Linked DNA regions of Homo sapiens: region 2 is linked to region 1. Evidence: chromatin loops called from intact Hi-C (ENCODE). Cell type or tissue: dorsolateral prefrontal cortex. All regions are shown on one strand. Each heading gives the region's core, and the rest is flanking DNA. Links, peaks and the distances in the headings are about the cores only.

Region 1 (8,887 bases), core at 4,327-6,826:
CTCCCCCTGGCGACTCCTCTCTGTCTCCTGCCAGCAAGACCGTTCCACTCTGGGCCTCTGCTCTCACCATCCTCCCCTCCTTCCCCTTCGTGTCTGCAGACCCCCTGGGCTTGTCCCATTCTAGAAGCCCTCCCCAAAGCACCCCCACTGGAGGTGGGGAGAGACAGCAGGGCCCTGAGTGCCCTGCAGGAGGGGTGGGCACAGCCCTCACCTGAGCACGTGGCTGACCCAAAGCACATGGTGCTCCCCGGGGCTCTTCCCGCTCCCAGCCACTGTGGCCACAGACTGCAGCCACACGAAGCCCCCGGCACGCTGCAGCCAACGGTAGTAACCAGTCATCACCTGACCCTTGTCCAGCACTGGGCCCAGCCCAGGGAGAGATGGGAAGGGGGTGGGGTGGGGACAGGGGCAAGACAGAGAGCCAGGTAGACAGGAGGAGACAGGAGGAGTGAGAGCAGGGGAGTGGGCAGGGAGACGGTGGGGAGAAGAGAAAAAGGTGAAAGCACAGAGAGGCAGAGTCAGAGAGACTGAGAGGTAGCCCAGCAGCGAGGCCTCTTGGGTGTTTTGGAGACCCCACAGCCCCCCAGACCCCCCCCCCACACACACATCCTGAGGCATCACTCAGTCTCCTTGCTGCTCTTCCAATGCTAAACGGAGTCCCTGGAGCTGTAGGTGCAGCAGGAGGGACTGTGGGCAGCCCTGAAGAAGGACTTCCAGGGACCAGGGAGTGGGATGCTCGGGTCTGGGGGGTGGTAGGCAGGCTTGGTGGGTGGAGGTGGGTCTCACAGTCCACGTGGCTCTGGCGGATCCTCGTGGCGTCCTGTCCGTGGACAAACTGGTAGCAGCTGCGGCCCACCAGCTCTGAGGGCCCCAGGTCCATGTGGTCGCTGACTCTGGGGGGTGACAGAGAAGAGGGGAGGAGTCCAAGACCACGGGGTTGGGGGAGAGGCAGAGTTGGCTCCAGAGTCCCCTGGGGTTCACACCCTTGCTGTAAAATGGGTGCAATAACAGTGTTGGCAGGCGCGGTGGCTCACACCTGTAATCCCAGCACTTTGGGAGGCTGAGGCGTGTGGATCACTTGAGGTCAGGAGTTCGAGACCAGCCTGCCTAAGATGGTGAAACCCCGTCTCTACTAAAAATACAAAAATTAGCTGGTTGTGGTGGTGCACGCCTATAATCCCAGCTACTTGAGAGGCTGAGGCAAGAGAATCACTTGAACCCGGGAGGTGGAGGTTGCAGTGAGCTGAGATTGCGCCACTGCACTCCAGCCTGACAGAGTGAGACTCCATCTCAAAACAAACAAACAAACAAACCACAAAACAGTGTCTCTCCCGGGGCAGCTGCGAGTATTCGCGTGGATGCTAGTGGCAAGGCCCTAGGCACCCTGGACACCTCAGAGCATGGGACTATTTCAGCACTTAATTTGCCTCCACTGCGGGATGCAGGAGAGGAAATGGATGAGAGATGAAAGACCAGAGAAATGAGAAATGAAAGACCAGAGACGGGCCAAGATCTGCAGCCCCAGAAGGAGGGCCCGGACCCAAGACACAGCCCCTCTTCCATCCCCGAAGGCACCCCTGGGCTAGGCCTCCGCCCTGGTCCCCTGCCTTCCCTCCCTTCTCCCCATCACCCTGTCCCATCCATTGCTGTTCCGCCTCCCATGGCTCCCCAGTGCCCTATCCTGCAGACCCAGCACTCCCTCTGACTCCCCATGTACCCCCAGATCTCCATTGTGCCCCCAATCCACCCGCCACAGCCCCCAACCCCGGTACCTGCTCTCACAAGCAAGGATGGTGAGACCCAGGCTGAGACGGAAGACGATCATGTGTCCATGGAGTGGCAGCTCAGCCAGGGGGGCCGGGGGCAACGTGTGCCCGAGGGCCACAAGGCCCAGGGCGTGGGCCCGAAGGCGCCCAGTCACGTGGATGACCTGCTGGTGGTGGGCATGGTTGGAGGAGGGACAAGGCGGGCCAGTGGGGGCAAGAGGACCATCACTGGGCTGGGTTCCCTCTGTCCCCCACAGGTGCTGGAGGACTGGACACTGTGTGACCCCCCCAGTCCCATTCCCAGACCCAGTTCCCTAAGCCACCTGCAGCCAGTGAAGCCACCAGCCTGGTTCCCTCGGTCACCCTCAATCTGGGGACATGGCTGCCTGGAATACAGGAGCCTGACTGCTCACACCCACCTTGTACCCTGAGGCCTTGACGTGCAGCCCCCTCTTGGTGAGCGTGGATTTCATGCGGACAAAGAAGGAGCGCTCCTGGACCAGGGAGGAGGGGGGCACCTTGGTGAGGCTGGCCTCTGGGACAGAGAGTGAAGGAAGGTTATGGGGTCCTGAAGAGGAAACACACAGGCCACCCTGACCCTTGCAGAGCCAGCCGGACATAGACACAAGATGTCCGCTGGGCCACGGCCGCACTCAGAGGCATGCCTGATGATTTTGAAAGCTCATGGGGACAGTATGTGGGCTCCCCTATGTGGCAGCCATCCGCATCCTTTCTTTTTTTTTTTGAGACTGAATATCACTCTGTTGTCCAGGCTGGAGTGAATGGCGCAATCTTGGCTCACTGCAACCTCCGCCTCCTGGGTTCAAGTGATTCTTCTGCCTCAGCCTCCCAAGTAGCTGGGATTACAGGCACATGCTACCATGCCCGACTAATTTTTGTATTTTTAGTAGAGACGGGGTTTTGCCATGTTGGCCAGGCTGGTTTTGAACTCCTGACTTCAAGGGATCTGCCCTCCTTGGCCTCCCAAGGTGCTACGATTACATGTGTGAGCCACCATGTCTGGTCCCATCCATGTCTTTTTTTTTTTTTTTTTTGAGCTGGAGTCTCGCTCTGTCACCAGGCTAGAGTGCAGTGGCACGATCTCGGCCTACTGCGACCTCCGTCTCCCCAGTTCAAGTGATTCTCCTGCCTCAGCTTCCTGAGTAGCTGGAATTACAGGCACGCGCCATCATGCCCAGCTAGTTTTTGTATTTTTAGTAGAGACGGGGTATCGCCATGTTGGCCAGGATGGTCTCAATCTCTTGACCTCGTGATCTGGCCGCCTCGGCCTCCCAAAGTGCTGGGATTACAGGCGTGAGCCACTGCGCCTGGCCCCATCTACGTCTTTCTAATGCTCAAACGTGCCTCCACCCTCCCCTGCTCTGAACCTGCCATAGCTTCCTGAGGCCTTGAGAGGAAAGCCCACCTCTCAGGACCCATCCTCCAGGTCTCAGCACAGACTTCTCCTCCTCCAAGAAGCCCTCCCTGACCCTCAGGCTGGGTCAGCCATCCCCTCTGGGTTCCCCTATCCCAGCCCTGCCCCATCTGGGTTGCCACTGTCTGAGGACAGGTTGGTCTCCCCTCACTGGACTGGGAGCCCCAGGTGGGTGGGGCTGGAGCTGTCATGGTCACTCCTATGTCACCAGGACAGGGGCTGGCCCAGAACAGGGGATTGGGGAATAGCAATAAATAAGACTCACAAATCCAGATCCTTCTGTAACCCCTACAAAACGGTCTTAAAAATATGCTCACACACAGATGACCCTGTGCCTAAAACTCAGGTACAAACACAGTCCCACTCCCCAACAGCCTGCACGTGTTGCAGACTTCGCCCCACGCTTGCAAGCACAGCTGATGTCTCAGATGTTTTTGGTGTTAAGCAAACCCAAGATTGGAAAATCCTATTTACAGGATAGTTAGCCTCATAGGCCCCCAACATCTCAGAGCTAAAAAGAGCCGGCAGGGTAATCTGCAGCACCCTCCCTCCCATACACAGTGGGAGTGGAAATTTCCACTGGAGAGAAGGGTTAGGCGTGCTGACCCCGGAACAGACAGACCTGGGCTAGAATCCAACTCAATCACTTATAGCTGTGTGACCTGGGGGCAATTAACTTAACCTCTCCGCGCCGTGCCTCAGTTTTCTGATGTAAAATGGAGATAACACTTCTTGCATTGTGGGCCTGCGCTTAGGATCTAATGCAATTTTTTTTTTTTTTTTTTTTTTTTTTTTTTGGAGACGGAGTCTCACTCAGAGTGCAATGGCCTGATCTCGGCTCAGTGCAACCTCCACCTCCCAGGTTCAAGCGATTCTCCTGCCTCAGCATCCTGAGTATCTGGGATCACAGGCACCTGCACCACGCCCGGCTAATTTTTGTATTTTTAGTAGAGATGGGGTTTCACCATGCTGGCCAGGCTGGTCTCGAACTCCCGACCTCAGGTGATCCGCCCACTTCGGCCTCCCAAAGTGCTGGGATTACAGGCGTGAGCCACCGCACCCAGCCTTTTTTTTTTTTTTTTTCCAGACACTGGCTCTGTCACCCGGGCTGGAGTGCAGCAACGTGATCTCCTCACTGCAACCTCTGTCCCCAAGGCTCAAGCCATCCTCCCACCTCCCAAGTAGCTGGGACCACTGGCATGTGTCATCATGCCCAGCTAATGTTTTTTTCTTTCTTTTGTTGTTGTTGTTTTTTTTGGAGACAGTCTTGGACTCGCCCAGGCTGGAGTGCAGTGGCACAATCTCTGCTCACTGCAACATCCATCTCCTGGGTTCAAGTGATCCTTCTGCCTCAGCCTCCCGAGTAGCTGGGACTCAGGCACCCCCCACCATACCCAGCTAATTTTTTTTTTTTTTTTGTATTTTTAGTAGAGATGGGGTTTCACTATGCAAGCCAGGCTGGTCTCAAACTCCTGACTTTAGGTGACCCACCCGCCTCGGCCTCCCAAAGTGCTGGGGCTACAGCTTTGTGCCACCACTCCTGGCCTTTTTTGTAATTTTTGTAGAGATGAGGTTTCACTATGTTGCCCAGGCTGGTCTCCAACCGAGCTCAAGTGATCCGCCCCCCTGGGCCTCCCGAAGTGCCGGGGTTACAGGCGCGAGCCGCCGCGCCCGGCCCTAACGTAATTATGTAATGTGATTGTGCACTTACAGACACAGCCGGTGTATATTCCCAATAAGCCTGCCTTGTTATTTACCTAAGCCTCTCCCAACTCCTTTCAGCAGCCAGGGGGGTCTTTCTGTAGCTCGAATCTTTGGGAGTTTGGCAAGCTTAAGGAACCAAGTCTCACCGCCTCAATTTATACTCCGATTCCTTTTGCAAAGATTCGTTCTACACAGTTCTAACTTCACTGCTATTTGTATAAACGCGGCATGGCTGGATACAGTACAGCGGGCGTCCCCCGATCTACCCTCAGACTTCATTCTTTAGGAGCCCTTAGAATTACCGATCTCGGGGGTATCTGCAAGCGAAGAGGAAGAGGAGGAGGAAGAGGAGACGGAGGGCGGGGTTGGGGGGCCGGGCGTCGGCGTCCGCAGCCCCAGTTGCTCCAGCACCTCTGAGTGGTCCCCAGGGTGAATGTAGTCGAAGACGCTGCTGCCCGTCATCTCCACCTGCCGGCGAAGGAGGGGAATGCAGGGGGCGGGTGAGGTGCGCGCGCAGTAACTCGCTCGCCCTCTGGGCTCAGCCTTGCCTCATTTGCCTGCACGCAGGTGCGCTTCATGCCAGTGTGTTTTTTTAAGAAAAGAAAAAAACAAAAAACAATTACCTTTCAAACGGAAGATACAAACTTAGACTCTTCTCGCTTCATACCCAGTGATTAGTAAGGATTTTTCCCCGCCCACTCTATTAAGGGGCTGTGTGTGGGAGTGGGGCGTGGGTGGGAGGTGTCAGAACCTCCGTTTACCCAACTCCTGCTTACTCACTACCACCCCCATACAGCAAACAACTGTGCCCTGGCATGAATCACTGGGTGTCCCAGCAGGAATGAGATTCAAGATACAAACAGGGGAGTGGTTTTTAAGCTCTTAAAGAGTTAGAGCTTTTCAATCAGACACTTTTACATTCAATTCTACCCGTAAATCTCTCTCCTAGCAGTCCCCTTCTCTCCCTGCCTCCCTCAATGCAGGCCCCCATCTTCTCCCCACTGTGTTTCTGCCCCCGCGTCCTCACTGGTCTTCTGACCTACAGTTCAAAGATGCCTCTGCAAGTTACTTACCTGACCACCATGGCTGCCATGACTCCCATTGCCCCTCAGCTTGGAGGTCACATGCTTCCCTCAGTCCGTTATCCCTCTGGGCTCCGCCCCCTCATTAAATCCTCCCCCACGCCAGCTTCAACAGCTTCAAGCCTTTCCTTCTTCTTCTTCTTCTTCTTCTTCTTCTTTTTATTTTTTTAGACGGAGTTTTGCTCTTGTTGCCCAGGCTGGAGTGCAATGGCGCGATCTCGGCTCACCGTGACCTCTGCCTCCCAGGTTCAAGCAATTCTCCCGCCTCGGCCTCCCAAGAAGCTGGGATTACAGGCATGTGCCAACACACCTGGCTAATTTTGTATTTTTAGTACAGACGGGGTTTCTCCATGTTGGTCAGGCTGGTCTCAAACTCCCGACCTCAGGTGATCTGCCCGCCTCAGCCTCCCAAAGTGCTGGGTTTACGGGCATGAGCCACCGCGCCTGGACTTTTTTTGTTTTGTTTTGTTTTTGAGATGGGGTTTTGCTCTCGTTGCCCAGGCTGGAGTGCAATGGTGCAATCTTGGCTCACTGCAACCTCTGCCTCCTGGGTTCAAGTGATTCTTCTGCCTCAGCCTCTGGAGTAGCTGGGACTATAGGCATCTGCCAGCACACCCGGCTAATTTTGTATTTTTAGTAGAGACTGGGTTTCGCCATGTTGCCCAGGTTGGTCTCGAACTCCTGACCTCAGGTGATCTGCCTGCTTTTGCCTCCCAAAGTGCTGGGATTACAGGCGTGAGCCACCACACCTGGCCAAGCTTTTCCTCCACTCTTCCTCCCTCCCGTCCTCTTGTCCAAATTCCCCTCCTTTTGGTGTCTTCCTCCTCCAGGAATCTCACTGAAAAGGTACTCACAAGTTGCCAATGCACTGAATTTCCTAAATTTCCTATTTGTGAAAAATATTTGTAAAAATGATCAAAGTTGATAGCAATTTGTATTGGAGGGACTGGCAAAGCTTAAGGTGCTGTGAGATGCCAGGGCTCCAAGGATGGGGCTTTCAGTAGGTCTTCCTGCCCTTTTTTTTTTTTTTTTTTTGAGACGGAGTTTTGCTCTTGTTGCCCAGGCTGGAGTGCAATGCCACGATCTCGGCTCACTGTACCCTCCACTTCCTGGGTTCAAGTGATTATCTTGCCTCAGCCTCCCGAGTAGCTGGGATTACAGGTGTCTGCCACCACGCCTGGCTAATTTTGTATTTTTTGTTTTTTAGTAGAGAGACGGGGTTTCTCCATGTTGGTCAGGCTGGTCTTGAATTCCCAACCTCAGGTGATTTGCCTGCCTCGGCCTCCCAAAGTGCTGGGATTACAGGCGTGAGCCACCGCGCCCGGCCCTTTTTTTTTTTTTTTTTTTTTTTTTTTTTTTTTTTTTTTTTTTTTTAAGGCATAGCCTCACTTTGTTGTCCATGTTGGAGTGCAGTGGCTTCATCATGGCTCACTGCCACCTTGACCCTATGGGCTCAAGCGATCCTCCCATCTCAACCTCCTGAGTAGCTGGGACAACAGTGTGCCACCATGCCTGGCTAATTTTTAAGTTTTTTTGTAGAGATGGTGGGGGTGGGGGTGGTGGGGTGTCTCACTATGTTGCCCAGGCTGGTTTTGAATTCCTGGCCTCAGGTGATCCTCCTGGCTCAGCCTCCCAAAGTGTTGGGATTACAGGCATGAGCCAGCGTGGGTGGCCTCTAAACCTTTAAAATTGTTAAGAAGAAACAAGTGTTGGCAAATATGGTGCATCTGGCCCGCCAGTCATTGGCAAACTGATCTTTCAGTGAACCTGCTTTCCTCAGATCTACTTGTTACTTTAATAGCCCCCTCAGGCTGGGCGCGGTGGCTCACGCTGTAATCCCAGCACTTTGGGAGGCTGAGGCAGGCGGATTGCCTGAGATTGAGAGTTCAAGACAAGCCTGACCAACATGAAGAAACCCTGTCTCTATTTAAAAAATACAAAGTTAGCTAGGCGTGGTGGTGCATGTCTGTAATCCCAGCTACTCGGGAGGCTGAGGCAGGAGAATCGCTTGAACCCAGGAGGCAGAGGTTGCAGTGAGCTGAGATCGTACCATTGCACTCCAGCCTGGGCAACAAGAGGGAAACTCCAACTCAAAAAAAAAAAAATAGCCCTCATCAGCCAGGACAGTGGCTCACACTGTAATCCTAGCACTTTGGGAGGCCGAGGCAGGTGGATCACGAGGTCAGGAGATCTCAACCATCCTGGCTAACATGGTGAAACCCCATCTTTACTAAAAATACAAAAAGTTAGCCGGGTGTGGTGGGCGCCTGTAGTCCCAGCTACTCAGGAGGCTGAGGCAGGAGAATTGTTTGAACCCGGGAGGTGGAGGTTGCACTGAGCGAAGATCGCACCACTGCACTCCAGCCTGGGTGATAGAGCGAGACTCCGTCTCAAAAACAAACAAACAAACAAACAAAAAACAATAGCCCTCCTCTGCCTTCAAGGATGAACCATGCTGGGTGCCATGTGGGGTGCCAAGGAACACACTTTGGGGACCACAGAGATCCAGTCCATTTTTCTTGCTGCTATGGTGAGACCAGGAGAGAGGAAGGATATGCATAGGCCTGGCAAGGGAGATGGTGGCTGAGCCAATCCAGGTCCACTGGGGGTCCCTTACCTGTGAGAGACCCAGATAGATGGAGACTGTCTCTGAGATGTAGAGGAATTTTCCTTCCTGGTTCAAGGCGAACACAAAGCCATCCAGGGACTAGAGCCGGGAGAGACAGGGAGGGGGAAGGAGAGGACCCGGTGTCCCTCTGTCCAGCCGCCAAGTGGTAAGAGGTTCTGAAACCTGGGTCTCCACCTGAGGTGGACTGTTTTGGTGGGGAGGGGGCTTCAGTGGTCCTCGGAAGGGGCAGGGAGTGGAGGGATCTTGAGCATTCGCCTTCCCAGTCCAGGTA
Region 2 (8,887 bases), core at 4,067-6,566, 210 kb before region 1:
AATACAAAAATTAGCTGGGTGTGGTGGCACATGCCTGTAATCCCAGCTACTCGGGAGGCTGAGGCAGGAGAATTGCTTGAACCCGGGAGGCAGAGGTTGCGGTGAGCCGAGATCGTACCATTGCACTCCAGCCTGGGCAACAAGAGTGAAACTCTGTCTCAAAAAAAAAAAAAAAAAAAAGTTGTACTCACTTTTTTCCCACATTTATATGGAATGAAAACTTGCCAATTTATTCTGGCCCTAGGTCTACTGCCAGTATAGCATTCTTTTTTTTTTTTTTTTTTTTTTGAGACAGAGTCTCGCTCTGTCACCCAGGCTGGAGTGCAGTGGCGCGATCTCGGCTCACTGCAAGCTCTGCCTCCCGGGTTCACGCCGTTCTCCTACCTCAGCTTCCCCAGCAGCTGGGACTACAGGCGCACGCCGCCACACCCGGCTAATTTTTTGTATTTTTAGCAGAGACGGGGTTTCAACGTGTTAGCCAGGATGGTCTCGATCTCCTGACCTCGTGATCTGCCCGCCTCAGCCTCCCAAAGTGCTGGGATTACAGGTGTGAGCCACTGTGCCCGGCCTAGTATAGCATTCTTACATGTTACATATAGTGGACTTGTCATACTTAATATGTGAACAGAATTTATTGGCAGTGTGGCAAATATTATAAAACCTAGTGTTTAATGTACTTGGGAAGAGTTTCCTTGTAGTAGTAACTACAGAGTTTAATGATAAGTAAACTCCCCTTAACAAAAACCTCAACCTTATTACTATCCCATTAACGACAAGCAAATACATTAAAAAAAAAAAAAAAAAAAAGGCTGGGCGCGGTGGCTCACGCCTGTAATCCCAGAACTTTGGGAGGTTGAGGCGGGCGGATCATGAGGTCAGGAGATCGAGACCATCCTGGCTAACACAGTGGAACCCCATCTCTAGTAAAAATACAAAAAAAAAAAAATTAGCCGGGCGTGGTGGCGAACGCCTGTAGTCCCAGCTATGTGGGAGGCTGAGGCAGAAGAATCGCTTGAACCCAGGAGTTGGAGGTTGCAGTGAGCCGAGATCACACCACTGCACTCCAGACTGGGCGACACAACGAGACTCTTTAAAAAAAAAAAAAAGGCCAGGTGTGGTGGCTCACACCTGTAATCCCAGCACTTTGGGAGGCCGAGGCGGGTGTGGGTCGCCTGAAGTCAGGAGTTCTAGACCAGCCTGGCCAACATGATGAAACCCTGTCTCTACTAAAAATACAAAAATTAGCCGGGCGTGGTGGCGTGCGCCTGTAATCCCAGCTACTCCGGGGGCTGAGGCAAGAGAATCACTGGAACAGGGAGGCAGAGTTGCAGGGAGCCGAGATCACACTCCAGCCTGGGGGACAGAGCCAGACTCTGTCTCAAAAAAAAAAAAAAAGAGGGCCAGGTGCGGTGGCTTATGCCTGTAATCGCAGCACGTTGAGAGGCCAAAGCAGGTGGATCACGAGGTCAGGATTTCAAGACCACCCTGGCCAAGATGGTGAAACCCGTCTGTAGTAAAAATACAAAAAAATTAGCCGGGCATGGTGGCGGGCGCCTGTCATCCCAGCTACTCAGGAGGCTGAGGCAGAGAATTAGAGAATTGCTTGAACTTGGGAGGCAGAGGTTGCAGTGAGCCGAGATCACACCACTGTACTCCAGCCTGGGCGACAAAGCGAGACTGCGTTTCAAAAAACAAAAAAAAGAGTCTGGAGCTTCAGGACTTCAAGGCTGCAATGAGCTCTGATCGTGCCACTGCATTCCAGCCTGAGCGGCGAGGGAGACCTTGTTCCTAAAAAAAAAAAGAATTGGGAGGCTTTAGAGAAGTGTGTAACTTATGCTACAGCTTAAACAATGGTCTCAAGAAATCAAAAAACAAATTTTACAAGTTCAAAAATAATCATAAAAAATACTTTGTGTTTATTTGTGGAATGGAGTTAAATTCTACCGTTAGTACGCAGTGGCTAAGGGCGGACTTGAAGATCTCCCAGGAAATTTGATAATCACGCCGGCGGACACGTTTCCCACTCTCCACCAGGGGGCGGTGCGGCGCACTCCCTGCCGCTTGAGACAAACAGACACGCATATTCATTCAACAAACCTGAACCCATGAGAACCTACTTTGTGCCGGGCCTCCTTCTAGTTTCCCGATCTGTGAAATGGGAATTAGAATGTCCCTGCCGCCATGGAGCTCACTTTCTCCAGAAGACAGACAACAAACAGCTAAACAAAGGAATAGGTAGAGGCCAGGCGCGGTGGTTCAGGCCTGTAGTCCCAGCACTTCGGGAGGCTAAGGCCAGAGGATCGCTTGAGGCCAGGAATTCGAGACCAGCCTGGGTAACATAATGAGACCTCCCCCCCCCCATCTCTACAAAAAAATTTAAAATTAGCCAGGCGTGGTGGTGTGCACCTGTGGTCCCAGGTACTTGGGAGGCTGAGGAAGGAGGATCATTTAAGCCCAGGAGTTGGGCATCTGGGCAACATAGTAAGACCCTCTCTCTAAAAATAAAATAAATAAAATACAAAATAAAATATAAAATTTAAAAAGGCCTGGAGTGGTTCGAGGCCAGCCTGAGTGACATGGTGAGACACTGTCTCTACTAAAAATACAAAAATTAGCCGGGCATGGTGGTGCGGGCCTGTAATCCCAGCTACTCAGGAGACTGAGACACGAGAGTCACTTGAACCTAAGAGGCAGAGGTCGCAGTGAGCTGAGATTGTGCCACTGCACTCCAGCCTGGGCGACAGAGCAAGACTCTGTCTCAAAAATAAATAGAATAAAATATAAAAGAAATTAAAAAGAAAAAATTAGCAGGGCATGGTGGCACACACCTGTGGTCCCAGCTACTCAGGAGGCTGAGGTGGGAGGCTCACTTGAGCCCAGGAGGTTGAGATTACAGTGAGCTGTGATCACACCACTGCTCCGCTTGGGCAACAGAGCAAGACACTGTCTTAAAAAAAATAAGGCCATGTATAGTGGCTCATGCCTATAATCCCAGCACTTTGGGGGGGCGGAGGCAGAAGGATCACCTGAGCCCAGGAGTTATAGACCAGCCTGGGCACCATGGGGAGACCTCATCTCTACAAAATAATATAAAATTAGCTGGCCATGGTGGCACAAGAAGGTAGTCCCAGCTATTCAGGAGGGAGGCTGAGGTGGGAGGATTGCTTAGGCCTGGAAGGTTGAGGCTGCAGTGAGCCATGTTCACACCTCTGCACTCCAGCCTGAGTGACAGAGTGAGACCCTGTCTAAAAAAAAAGAAAAAGGCTGGACACAGTGGCTCATACCTGTAATCCCAGCACTTTGGGAGGCCGAGGCGGGTAGATCACGAGGTCAGGAGATGGAGACCATCCTGGCTAACTCAGTGAAACCCGTCTCCACTAAAAATACAAAAAATTAGCCAGGCCTGGCGGCGTGCGCCTGTAGTCCCAGCTACTCAGGAGATTGAGGCAGGAGAACGACGTGAACCCAAGAGGTGGAGCTTGCAGTGAGCAGAGATCATGCCACTGCACTCCACCCTGGGCAACACAGCAACAAGACTCCATCTCAAAAAAAAAAAAGGGGGCCAGGCGCGGTGGCTCATGCCTGTAATCCCAGCACTTTGGGAGGCCGAGGTGGGTGGATTATGAGGTCAGGAGTTTGAGACCAGCCTGACCAACATGGTGAAACCCTGTCCAACATGGTGAAACCCCGTCTCTACTAAAAATACAAATATTAGCCGGGCATGGTGGCACGTGCCTGTAATCCCAGCTACTCAGGAGGCTGAGGCAGGAGAATCGCTTGAACCCAGGAGGCAGAGGTTGCAGTGAGCTGAGATCGTGCCGCTGCACTCCAGCCTGGGCAACAGAGCAAGACTCCATCTCAAACAAACAAACAAACCTATATATATATATATATATATATATATATGTGTATAAAAATCTTGAATCCTACCACAGCTCCCGTCTCTGCTTCCTGGATCTATGGATGGTCATAAGGATGTAACCAGGTCATGTATGTAAAGCTCTGAATCGGCACGGAGCCTAGCACACAGTAGGTGAACTCAGAGAGCTGCCATGATGATGATGATGACAATTGGTCTCTCAGAACCTTCATCCTTCCGGCTGCCCCCTAAACGCCTCTCTGTCCTTCACATCCACATCCAGTACCTCAGCCAATCCCATCTGCTCGCTCTCTCTTTCTTTCTTCTCTCTCCTTCCTTCCTTCCTTCCTTGCTTTCTTGCTTTCTTGCTTGCTTGCTTTCTTGACAGACTCTCGCTCTGTCACCCAGACTGGAGTGCAATGATGTGATCTCGGCTCACTGCAACCTCCCACTTCCAGGTTCAAGTGATTCTCCTGCCTCAGCCTCCCAAGTAGCTGGGATTACAGGCACGCACCACCACACCCAGCTAATTTTTGTATTTTTGGTAGAGATGGGGTTTCGCCATGTTGGCCAGGCTGGCCTCGAACTCCTGTCCTCAAATGATCCTTCTGCATCGGCCTCCCAAAGTGCTGGAATTACAGATGTGAGCCACCGCGCCCGGCGGCAAATAGCACTTTTTCAAAGACACCATCCCTCAACACTCCTGACGGCCCTTCCCTGCTTCCTTTTTCTACTTGAAGTTTCGCTTTGTATTGTTACTGTGTTCTCCTGGTGTGTGGTCTGCCACAGACCAGAGTGTCAGTCCCATGAAGGCAGGATTTGTATCCATTTTGCTCACAGCTGTATCCTCATGCCTACAACTGCACCAGTGCCTGGCACAGGGGAGACTCTGTGGTAATTGCTGAATGAGTGGATATAAGAATAAATGGGGCCAGGCGTGGTGGCTCACGCCTGTAATCCCAGCACTTTGAGAGGCCGAGGCGGGTGGATCACGAGGTCAAGAGATCGACACCATCCTGGCCAACATGGTGAAACCCTGTTTCTACTAAAAATACAAAAATTAGCCGGGCATGGTGGCAGGCGCTTGTAGTTCCAGCTACTCAGGAGGCTGAGGCAAGGAGAATCGCTTGAACCCGGGAGGCAGAGGTTGCAGTGAGCCGAGATCGCGCCACTGCACTCCAGCCTGGGCGACAGAGCGAGACTCCGCCTCAAAATATATATATGTATAGTCCATCTCCCCTGGTGGTTGTGAGGATGAATTGGGTTTGTATTTGCAGGCTTCCTGAGCTGGCGACATCGTCTGGTGCAAAGGTGGGCTTTTTGCGCGGCGCCTGTGCTTCCGCCTTCTGCCGCTCGGGGGCAGCAGGCGTCCGGCGGATTCGCCCGCGCGGCCGGGCCGGGAAAGGAGCGGGGGCAAGTCCGCAGGAGGAAGCTGATGAAATCCTGGCCAACTCGCAGTGAGCTCATCCCGCCCGGGCGCCTCCGGAAGCCACGGGGCCGCCCGGCCTCCGCCTGGCCCGAGCGATAAAGCTCTCGTGCCGAACCAGGGCGGGAAGTCCTTCCTGAAGTCTGCCCTGCGTGGGGCCTGCTGCCAGAAGCCTGGGCCGGAGGGGAGGGGCGAGGACGAAGTAGCGAACCGTCCGCTGGCTGTCTTAGAAGGATGAAAAGTGAATTCTGAGCCTGGCTGTGGGAGTAAGAGAGAGGGCATCGGGGAAGGGAGAGGGGGGCGGGAGAGACAGAGACAAGAGGTGGGAGAGACGACAGGAAGAAGAGACAAAGGTGGGGAGACTGAGGCAGAGGAGGGAGAGAGAGAGAGACAGAATCCAGGAGGGACAGCTGAGAGAGTCAGATGGAGCGACAGAGACAGAGATGGGGGAGACAGAGACACGGAGAGACAGAGATGATGGAGACAGAGACTGGGAGAGACAGAGATGATGGAGACAGAGACTGGGAGAGACAGAGATGATGGAGACAGAGACAGGGAGAGACAGAGATGATGGAGACAGAGACTGGGAGAGACAGAGATGATGGAGACAGAGACAGGGAGAGACAGAGATGATAGAGACAGATGGCAGAGACAGAGGTAGCGGAGAGAGACTAGGAGAGACAGAGGTGGCGGAGACAGAGACGGGGAGAGACAGCAGTGGTGGAGACTGATGGGAGAGACAGATGGAAGAAACAGAGAGGGGATATGAGAGACAGAGACAAAGGCAGAGAGATCTACAGGGAGACAGAGACAGGAGAGATAAACATGGGAAAGAGAGAGACAGAGAGACCCAGCGAGTGGCAGAGATAGGGGAGTCAGGAGCGACGCAAGGGTGTGGGAGATGGAGTCAAAGTAGGGGGTCAGAGGTGCCGAGCTGGAGGTGAGGGAGACGGGGCGAGGGGGCCGGGGAGGGGCGCTCGGGGCGGGCCTGCGAAATCGGGGCGGGGAGGGGCGGGGCGGGCCCCGGAGGGGCGGGGCGGGCCCCTCCCCCTCCCCGCCCTCCCAGCCCCCAGCCCGGAGCCCCGCGGCTGCGGCGCGGGCCGAGTCTCCAAGTTACCAAGTTACCGCAGGATTCGGGAGCTTCTCACTGGCGCGGCCGCGGCCAATCAGAGAGCAGCGCCGCTGTTCTCGGGCAGGAGGCCTGGAGACACGCGCACCTTCCCCCGACACCCAGCGAAGCGCGCTGACATACAATCACAGCGGCGCGCACACACACACACACACCGTCCCAGAGACAAGCAGCGTCGCCCACCGCACATACACAATCACAATGACACACACAGCGACAGACACACAGGTCCCAGGAACACGCAGACACACAGCATCACAGAGACACACAAAATATCAGTGACAGCCGGGCACGGTGGCTCAGGCCTGGCACGGTGGCTCAGGCCTGTAATCCCAGCATTTTGGGAGGTCGAGGCGGGTAGATCACTTGAGGTCGGGAGTTTGGGACCAGCCTAACCAATGTGGTGAAGCTCCGTCTCTAGTGTGGTGGCATGCACCTGTAGTCCCAGCTACTTGGGAGGCTGAGGCAGGAGAATCGCTTGAGCCCAGGAGGTGGAGGTTGCAATGAGCCAAGGTCGCTGCCACTGCACTCCAGCCTGGACAACAAGAGCAAAACTCCGTCTCAAAAAACAAAACAAAACAAAACAAAAAAACAACTTAGTGACACAGACAGTCCCAGGACACATAGCACTCCCCAGACCCACAACCACAGGCACACACAGTGCTGCCCAGGCACATGCAATCTCCATGAGGTATGCACAGTCCCTTGAACACACAACATCACCCTGACACACACAGTATCAGTGACATACAATCAATACAGTGACACTCATCCCACAACCAATTGGTCCCAACACACTCACTAGATCACAGTGATACAATCGCAACAGTGACACATTCAAGCACAGTGAGAGACAATATTGCATACACGCAATCTATTAGACACACAGTTCCATGGACACACAACATCACCCTGACAAACACAACCACAATGACACACAACCACAGTAACACACAGCATTGCACATGCACATACTGTCGGTGATACACAGTCCCACAGATATGCATTTCAGACACAGTCATAATGTCACACACACACACACAATCCCACCGTGCACCGCATTGTCCAGGCACACACAATAACAGTAGTATGTATGCACATCTTCCCCCGACACCCAGCACAGCACATGGGCATACACTATCACAGTGATACATACACAGTCCCAACACCCACAACACAAGTACCACTGACACACTCAGTGACACACACAATCCCATATACACACAGCATTGTATACACGTACACACCATCACCATGACATACACACACAACCCCAGTGACACCCAGCATTACACAAACACATCCAACCATGACAACAGAACAGTACAGTGACATAGCACCTTCACAGATCTTCCCCCAACACAACATCACTCTGACACATATACGATCCCAGCGTCAGGACACAATCACATGGGCACACACATCTCACTGCCAGACCAGCATGCTGCACAGAACCACACACATCACACCATCATGATCACACACAGCACACCAGAACATCACACAATTGTACACTGACACACAATCACATTGTCACAGCAGCCCATGACATGTAGCATTGTGACAAATGTAGCATGCTGACACACACCATCACACTGACACACAATCCATCAAGTGACACACAGTAGCACACACTGACACAACCCCACCGTAATGTGTGAACCCCCTGACACAACAGCACACTGACACAAATCCACAGAGGACTCCAGCACACACACACATAGTCACACAAACACCCAACCCCCGCACCCCTGCCCTTGCCCCAGGAAGCTGTGTTAGATGTGGGACGGTGGGGGAGGGATGCGCTGTGTGTGTGTGTGTGTGTGTGTGTGTGTGTGTTTGTGTGTGCGCCAGCGCAGGCTGTGCCTCCCCCTCCCAGCCCTTCCCCGGGGGCGGGGCCGTGCGGCAGCCGCTGTTACCGGGTAAACTTCCCCGCCCCCCCCAGCGCGGCCATTAGTCAACCCCCCCCAGGATGATGTCATCGCCTCATTCTGGAGGCTGAGTAATCCTCAACTCCGCCCCGCCAGGTACCAGGGTAGGGGCGGGCCGCACCTGGGCTCACCAAGTCTGGAGCTGGGGTCTGGAGCTGCAGGCGGCTCTGCCTTGGGTCTCCCGGGAGGGAGGGGACTGAGGAATTGGGCCTCTCTGAAGTGGCCCAGCCATGCACGTTACGGTCTCTCGAGGCTGGGGGCTCCCAGTCTGGATCCACGGGGCCAAGTAAAGGTGCTGCAGGGCTGGATCTTCCAGACCTGGGGGTCTGGGACTGGGGAGGGCCCCCCAACCTCTCCACTACTCCCTCCTCCCCAGCCACATCACTGTGAGGGGCTGGGTCGCTTGGCCAGGTGTCTGGGGAATCAGAGACACGGGGCTTGGACTTCTGGGGTCCTTGGCACTATGAGGCCTGGGACCCTGGCGCAAGGTGGGGGGTCGGTGCCAACAGGTAAGGAAAGCGGCTCTGAAGTCAGATGCCCAC

What was found. Hi-C counts contacts between places; a loop is a spot of excess contacts. Peaks named below come from ENCODE experiments on the same cell type or tissue, not always from the same donor. Only the 100,000 strongest peaks of a DNase experiment are listed, where the experiment ranks them.
Region 2: it touches region 1 in a loop (2.5-fold over the local background); 13 of 110 quality-filtered maps call a loop at or near these places.

What each region holds. Positions count from the first base shown.
Region 1 is chr19:47,032,450-47,041,336 of GRCh38, reverse strand. It overlaps NPAS1 (neuronal PAS domain protein 1), which reads right to left. Exons shown (of 12, transcript NM_002517.4): 5 at 8,605-8,694; 6 at 5,208-5,373; 7 at 2,186-2,301; 8 at 1,773-1,930; 9 at 787-893; 10 at 212-359. Among named protein-coding and RNA genes, the nearest start is that of TMEM160, 12 kb to the left of the region's middle. In dorsolateral prefrontal cortex, for the core only: CTCF peaks have their summits at 5,162 and 5,367 (motif pointing left); DNase peaks (open chromatin) are centred at 4,835 and 5,376; H3K4me3 peaks cover 1,448 bases; H3K27ac peaks cover 1,550 bases.
Region 2 is chr19:47,240,722-47,249,608 of GRCh38, reverse strand. LOC124904731 (a long non-coding RNA gene) reads left to right here and starts at 5,414. Exons shown (of 2, transcript XR_007067278.1): 1 at 5,414-5,551. RefSeq lists enhancers at 4,524-5,024, 5,224-6,217, 6,316-6,445, 6,516-6,655, 7,688-8,489, silencers at 5,370-5,419, 8,145-8,264 and a cis regulatory region at 5,004-5,655. In dorsolateral prefrontal cortex, for the core only: CTCF peaks have their summits at 5,011 and 5,211 (motif pointing right); DNase peaks (open chromatin) are centred at 5,268 and 6,448; H3K4me3 peaks cover 1,676 bases; H3K27ac peaks cover 1,278 bases.